Linked DNA regions of Homo sapiens: region 2 is linked to region 1. A link is an interaction called in ENCODE POLR2A ChIA-PET data of the cell type or tissue named here. Cell type or tissue: OCI-LY7. All regions are shown on one strand. Each heading gives the region's core, and the rest is flanking DNA. Links, peaks and the distances in the headings are about the cores only.

What was found. ChIA-PET counts read pairs that join two places held together with the same protein. Peaks named below come from ENCODE experiments on the same cell type or tissue, not always from the same donor. Only the 100,000 strongest peaks of a DNase experiment are listed, where the experiment ranks them.
Region 2: POLR2A ChIA-PET joins it to region 1 with 6 read pairs; 2 of 35 experiments call an interaction of 5 or more read pairs at or near these places.

The regions. Positions count from the first base shown.
Region 1 is chr12:111,553,434-111,556,352 of GRCh38, forward strand. ATXN2 (ataxin 2) reads right to left here. Exons shown (of 25, transcript NM_001372574.1): 2 at 2,450-2,486; 3 at 725-784. Among named protein-coding and RNA genes, the nearest start is that of ATXN2, 44 kb to the right of the region's middle. In OCI-LY7, for the core only: no CTCF peak of the experiment used is centred there; no DNase peak of the experiment used is centred there.
Region 2 is chr12:111,354,170-111,357,088 of GRCh38, forward strand. No RefSeq gene overlaps it. Among named protein-coding and RNA genes, the nearest start is that of PHETA1, 13 kb to the right of the region's middle. In OCI-LY7, for the core only: no CTCF peak of the experiment used is centred there; a DNase peak (open chromatin) is centred at 1,202.

The sequences.
Region 1 (2,919 bases), core at 198-2,697:
AAACTATCCCTAAATTACTTGTAATACCTAATATAATGTAAATGCTATGTAAATTGTCATACTGTATTGTTTTAGGAATAATGACAAGAAAAACGTCCGTACATCTTTGGTTCAGACGCAACCATGCCTCTTTTTTCTCAAAAAAAAAAAAAAAAAAAAAAAAAAAAAAAATTTTTTTTTTTGAGAAGGGGTCTGTCTGGCACTGTTGACCAGGCTGAGTGCAGGGGCATTATCTCAGCTCAGTGAAACCTCCACCTCCCAGGCTCAAACAATCCTCCCACGTCAGCCTCCCAAGTCACTAGGACTACAGGCACGTACCACCACGTTCGGCTAGTTTTTTTACTTTTTGTAGAGACGGAGTTCTGCCATGTTGCCCAGGCTGGTCTTAAACTTGTGAGCTCAAGCCATCTGCCCACCTCAAACTCCCAAAGTGCTGGGATTACAGGCGTGAGTCACTGTGCCTGGCCTTTTTAACAAATATTTTTGATCCAAGGTTGGCTGAATCCATGAATATGGAACCCACAGATGCAGAGGACCAACTGTACTTTTACAATGAATTATATTAGACTGGATAAAAGGAGTTCTAATCTATTTCTCTAAATCATCCTGACTAAACATGATCTAAGCAATGTTACTTTGACAATCATTTATCCACATTTTAACTTCATGGAATTACTTTATTCTACCCCCAAGGCAGTTTATCCCCAATAATCTAATAACTTACAACAACTGATGTAAGTATATGAACCATCCTCATATTTGCATAGATTCCATCAAAAGAAATCTGGAATATTAAAAAAAAAAAAAACTATTAGAAATTAGTACAAACTGAATCTTCCTCATCTAAAATGCTTGGGACCAGAAGTATTTTAGACTGCGGATTTTTTTCGGATTTGGGGATATTTGCATTATACTTAGTGCTTGAACATCCCTAATTCAAAATATGAAATTTTGGAGCATTTCCGATTAGGGATGCTCAGCCTGTATTTACATTTGCATATAAAGCTAACGTTTATTATTTGTTGCAAAATGTTTAGTTAGGTTTATGATATCTTACATGTATTAAGGGAAGATTTTGTTTATTTAATATTTTGCTTCCATAGAGAACAGAAGGAACAGAAGGTCAGGTTTTCAAGTGTTATCAGTCAAACCAACTAATGGTGTTTTGACTAAACATGACATAAAAAAGCAAGAGTAAACTTCCATAGAGGAGGAAGGACACAAACCGTAAGGATGGAAGACAAATCAATGGTTGGAGAGAGAGGAGGGTTCACTGAAAAGTGATTTGAGGGATTTTGGTGGGCAATGAAACTGTTCTATTAACTTGATTGTGGTGGTAGTTACACTGATTGTATGCAATTGTTAAAACTCACAGAAATGTACCCTAAGAAGGGTGAAGTATAAATAAATGGGGTAGGAAGCCAGGTCATACCTTCATAGAAGAACCCTGACTAGGTTCTCCCAGCATATCAGCATCAGTGACAGTGCTTAAGTCTGATCAACCACACTACTCCATATTACTACCATATACGTGTATATCTTCCTGATTCTTGTAAAACAATCTAATAAAGGCAAAGTCTCAAAAATTTGTGATAGCTTCTCATTTATTTCTTCCATCATGTGGGACTTATAGTTTCTGCCCTTCATGTCCGGTTCAATTTCATTGATAACATTCCAAAATTTAAGACCAGAAAGCCAAAGGAGAAAAATGAAAGCAGCAGAAAAAAAGCACATTAATTCAAAATAAAAAGCATAAAGAACTCTGCAGACTCCACTCTTGGTGTTCTACGTATCTTTTGGAGGTTTTTCACTTAGATTTGCACTTAGTCATTTAGAAAAGAACAAGCGACTTGTTCTTGTTATTACACGTGACAAAAATACTATTTACAAATGATATGGTTTGGTTCTGTGTCCCCACCCAAATCTTATCTTTAATTATAATAATTCTCGTGTGTCAAGGGCAAGACCAGGTGGAGATAACTGAATCATGGGGGCAGTTTCCCCTACGCTGCTCTCATGATAGTGAGTGAGTTCTCAGGAGATCTGATGGTTTTATAAGGGGCTTTCCCTGCTTTGCTCAGCACTTCTCTCTCCTGTCGCTATGTGAAGAAGGATGTGTTTGCTTCCCCTTCCACCATGATTGTAAGTTTCCTGAGGCCTCCCCAGCAATGCAGAGCATGAGTCAATTAAACCTCTTTCCTTTATAAATTACCCAGTCTTAGGTATATCTTTATTAGCAGTGTAAGAATGGACTAATACAACAAGTAATTGTACATTTTATACAGAGTCATTAAAAAAACACATATAGGCTAATAACATACTTAAACAGTCAAGTTATCTATGACAAAATTCAAAAGAAGGGAATCTTTTGCCTTGGCATTTGGTCTGTGGTTAGAGATCATGTTTTAGCTACTAATTTTCCCCAATAAGTAACATTAAAGTTACTCACCGTAGACTGAGGCAGTCCTTTGTTACTGTTTCGACCTCTGAAAAGATTAAATATTATTTTTATTAAATTCAACAGGCTAAATAAGCTGAAAAATATTTCCAAACTTAAAATATAATTCCATTCAAATAAAGGAGAGGCTATCTGTGGGGAGAGCTCACCTAATATTAAGTCTAAAGGCTACCTAAGGATGGCTCTACCTATGCACTGCTTGCCTGGAGACCCACAACAGGTAGGGGTCATAGAAGGAAGCAAACTAGAAATAATCAAACTTCATCAAAATCAAATAAATAAAGTAAAATAGCCTACTGGAAGAAAAAAACTAATGCTAAACGTAAATTAATAATAATTATAGCCAGGCATGTGGCATGCACCTCTAGTCCTAGCTACTCAGGAGGCTGAGGCAGGATCACCAGAGTCCAGGAGTCTGAGGCTGCAGTAGGCTACGATCATTCCACTGCAGTCTAGCCTGG
Region 2 (2,919 bases), core at 234-2,733, 200 kb before region 1:
GCCAGCCAGGTGACCTTAACAATGGTGACTCCTCCCTCCAGGTCTGTTTCCCTGCCTGCACACAATGAGAGGGAGAAACAGTTAAGCTCTTTGCTGATCTGTGACCTTCTCCAGCCTCCTAGGGTATAGCTGTGAAAGTACAGGCTTTGAACTTAGCCTGGCCTGGGTTTGAATCTCCACTATCAGGTAATTCTAGAGCCCTTCCATGAAGCTTAGTTTCCTTAACTGGAAAATGGATTTGATCATCATAGCATCACTTTTACTAGTTGTCTATTACTGCATAAAAAACTATGCCAAGATTGAGTGGCTTAAAACAATAAGCATTTATCTGTCATAATCTCCATGAGTCGGGAATTTGGGGATTGTATAACTGGATGATTCTGGCTGGTAGGTCTTTCAGGAGGTTACAGTTGAGCCATCACCCAGGGCTGCAGTCATCTGAAGGCTGTTCTGAGACTAAAGGGTCTGCTTCCAAGATGGCACACTTCTATGGCCCACAAGTTGGTGCTGGCTGTGGGCTTTAGTTCTCCAGGTAGGACTCTTCACAGGGCTGCTTGAGCATCCTCACAACATGGTGGCTGACTTTCCCCGGAGTAGTCACAGCGGAGGATGTAGTGTCTTCTGTGACCTCGATTTGGAAGCCCCATTGTTGCATCCAGTGCAATCTATTGGCCACATGCGCCCACCATAACTCAGTGTGGGAAAGAACCATACCAGGATGTGAATACCAGGAAGCAGGGTCACCTGGGGCCCATCTTAGAGGCTGCCACCACACTACCTTATCATTTCTTCAGCTGTGGCCCTAGAATCCCTTGCACCCTACTCAAAATGCAGTTTCCTGGGCCCTGCCCAAACCTACTGAGCCAGGGCCCAGGAATCTGCATTTTTAAGAAGCACTCCAGGTGATTTGGACACAAACTAAGGGTTAAGCCCCACTGACTGTCATAGGTCTCAGAGAGACTTGTCATCCAGTTGGTTTTCTTCAGCCCCCTGGGTGTGCCAGCCCCTAGGATGGACACTGGCAAACAAGAGAATGACAGAATAGGAGCACAGAACAGATACTCACTGGGTGTCTTACAGTCTAGAACTGTTGGATTGAAAGAAATTATAACCCACTTAACTATGCAAATATTTATTGGGAGGATCCAGGGGAGATCTTCGAAAACCCAAAAACAGGAAGTTTAGCCAGGCTTCAATAGGTGTCGCACAGGCTATTTTGATCTTAGTTCTCTCTAAGGCCTGGCTGTTTCTCTCCCTGCCATCATGTCCCAGAAGGGTCGCTCAACCATCAGCTCTTAAGTTTAGCACTACGGATACCAAACTTAGTTCCCAGGACCCTGATTGGCTCAGCTTGTGTCTGACCAACTCTCATCCGATCAGCTGTAGGCAAGGAGGGAAGACTCAGGGGAGCTGAGAGAGGGATGGAAGCAAAGATTGGCTTCTCTGTGCCAGGCCCCAGGGAGGGACAGAGGGGAGGCCCCTTTCTTAAGGAGCTGCAGCCTAGAGGGCCTGGGTGCCCTGCCCTGGGATTTCTCAGCATCACAACTAGAGAAGCAATGACAGCTGTGCCCCTGGACCATGAAGAGAGGGTAGCAACCATGGCCCCGGCCCTCGGCTGCTCTCAGCTCCAGGCACAGGGGAACCGCAAAGGCAGCTGGCCCCTGTGTCAGGAGCAGGAAATCCTCTTGGAAAAAACAAATCTATGGGCCCGCCTTTATTTTTGTTATTATTATTGTGGTAAAATATACATAATACACATAAAGTTTGTTTTGTTTTGTTTTGTTTCGTTTTGTTTTTTGAGACGGGTCACTCTGTCACCCAGGCTGGGGTACAGTGTTGTGATCTCAGCTCACTGCAACCTCCACCTCCCAGGCTCAAGCAATCCTCCCACCTCAGCCTCCTGAGTAGCTGGGACTACAAGCATACACCACTATGCCTGGCTAATCTTTGTGTTTTTTGTAGAGACGGGGTTTTGCCATGTTGCCCGGGCTGGTCTCAAGCTCCTGGGCTCAAGCAATCTGCCCACCTCGGCCTCCCAAAGTGCTGGGATTACAGGCATGAGCCACCACGCCCGGCCATAACTTTGCCATCTTAAGCATTTTTGAGTGTACAGTTCAATGGTGTCAAGAACATTTATAACAATGAAGCCATCATCACCCTCCATCTCCAGAACTCTTTTCATCTTGCAAAACTAAACTCTGTCCTCATTCATCACTAACTCCCCATTTTGCCTCCCCTGAGCCCCTGCCACCCACTTTTCTACTTTTTGTCTCTGAATTTGGCTACTTTTAGTATTAGGTCGGTGCAAAATCAATTGTGGCTTTTGTCATTAATTGCAAAACTGCAATTACTTTTGCATCAAAATAATACCTCCTACAAGTGGAATTATATAGTATTTGTTTGATGGCTGGCTTATTTCATTTAGCCTAATATCTTCAGGGTTCATCCATGTTGTAGCATGTGTCAGAATTTCCTTCCCTTAAGGCTGAAAAATATTCCATTGCCTGGATAGACCACAGTTTCTTTATCCACTCATCCACTGATGGACACTTGGGATGGACACATGAGTAATGCTGCTATGAACATGGGTATGCAAATGTCTCTTCAAGACCCTGCTTTTGCCGGGTGTGGTGGCTCACGCCTGTAATCCCAGCACTTTGGGAGGCCAAGGCAGGTGGACCACCTGAGGTCAGGAGTTCGAGACCAGCCTGGCCAACATGGTGAAACCCCATCTCTACTAAAAATATAAAAATTAGCCGGGCATAGTGGTGCATGCCTGTAATCCCAGCTACTTGGGAGGCTGAGGCAGGAGAATTGCTTGAACCCAGGAGGCAGAGGTTGCAGTGAGCCGTGATCATGCCACTGCACTCCAGCCCAGGTGACAGAGAGAAACTCCATCTCAAAAAAACAAAAAACAAA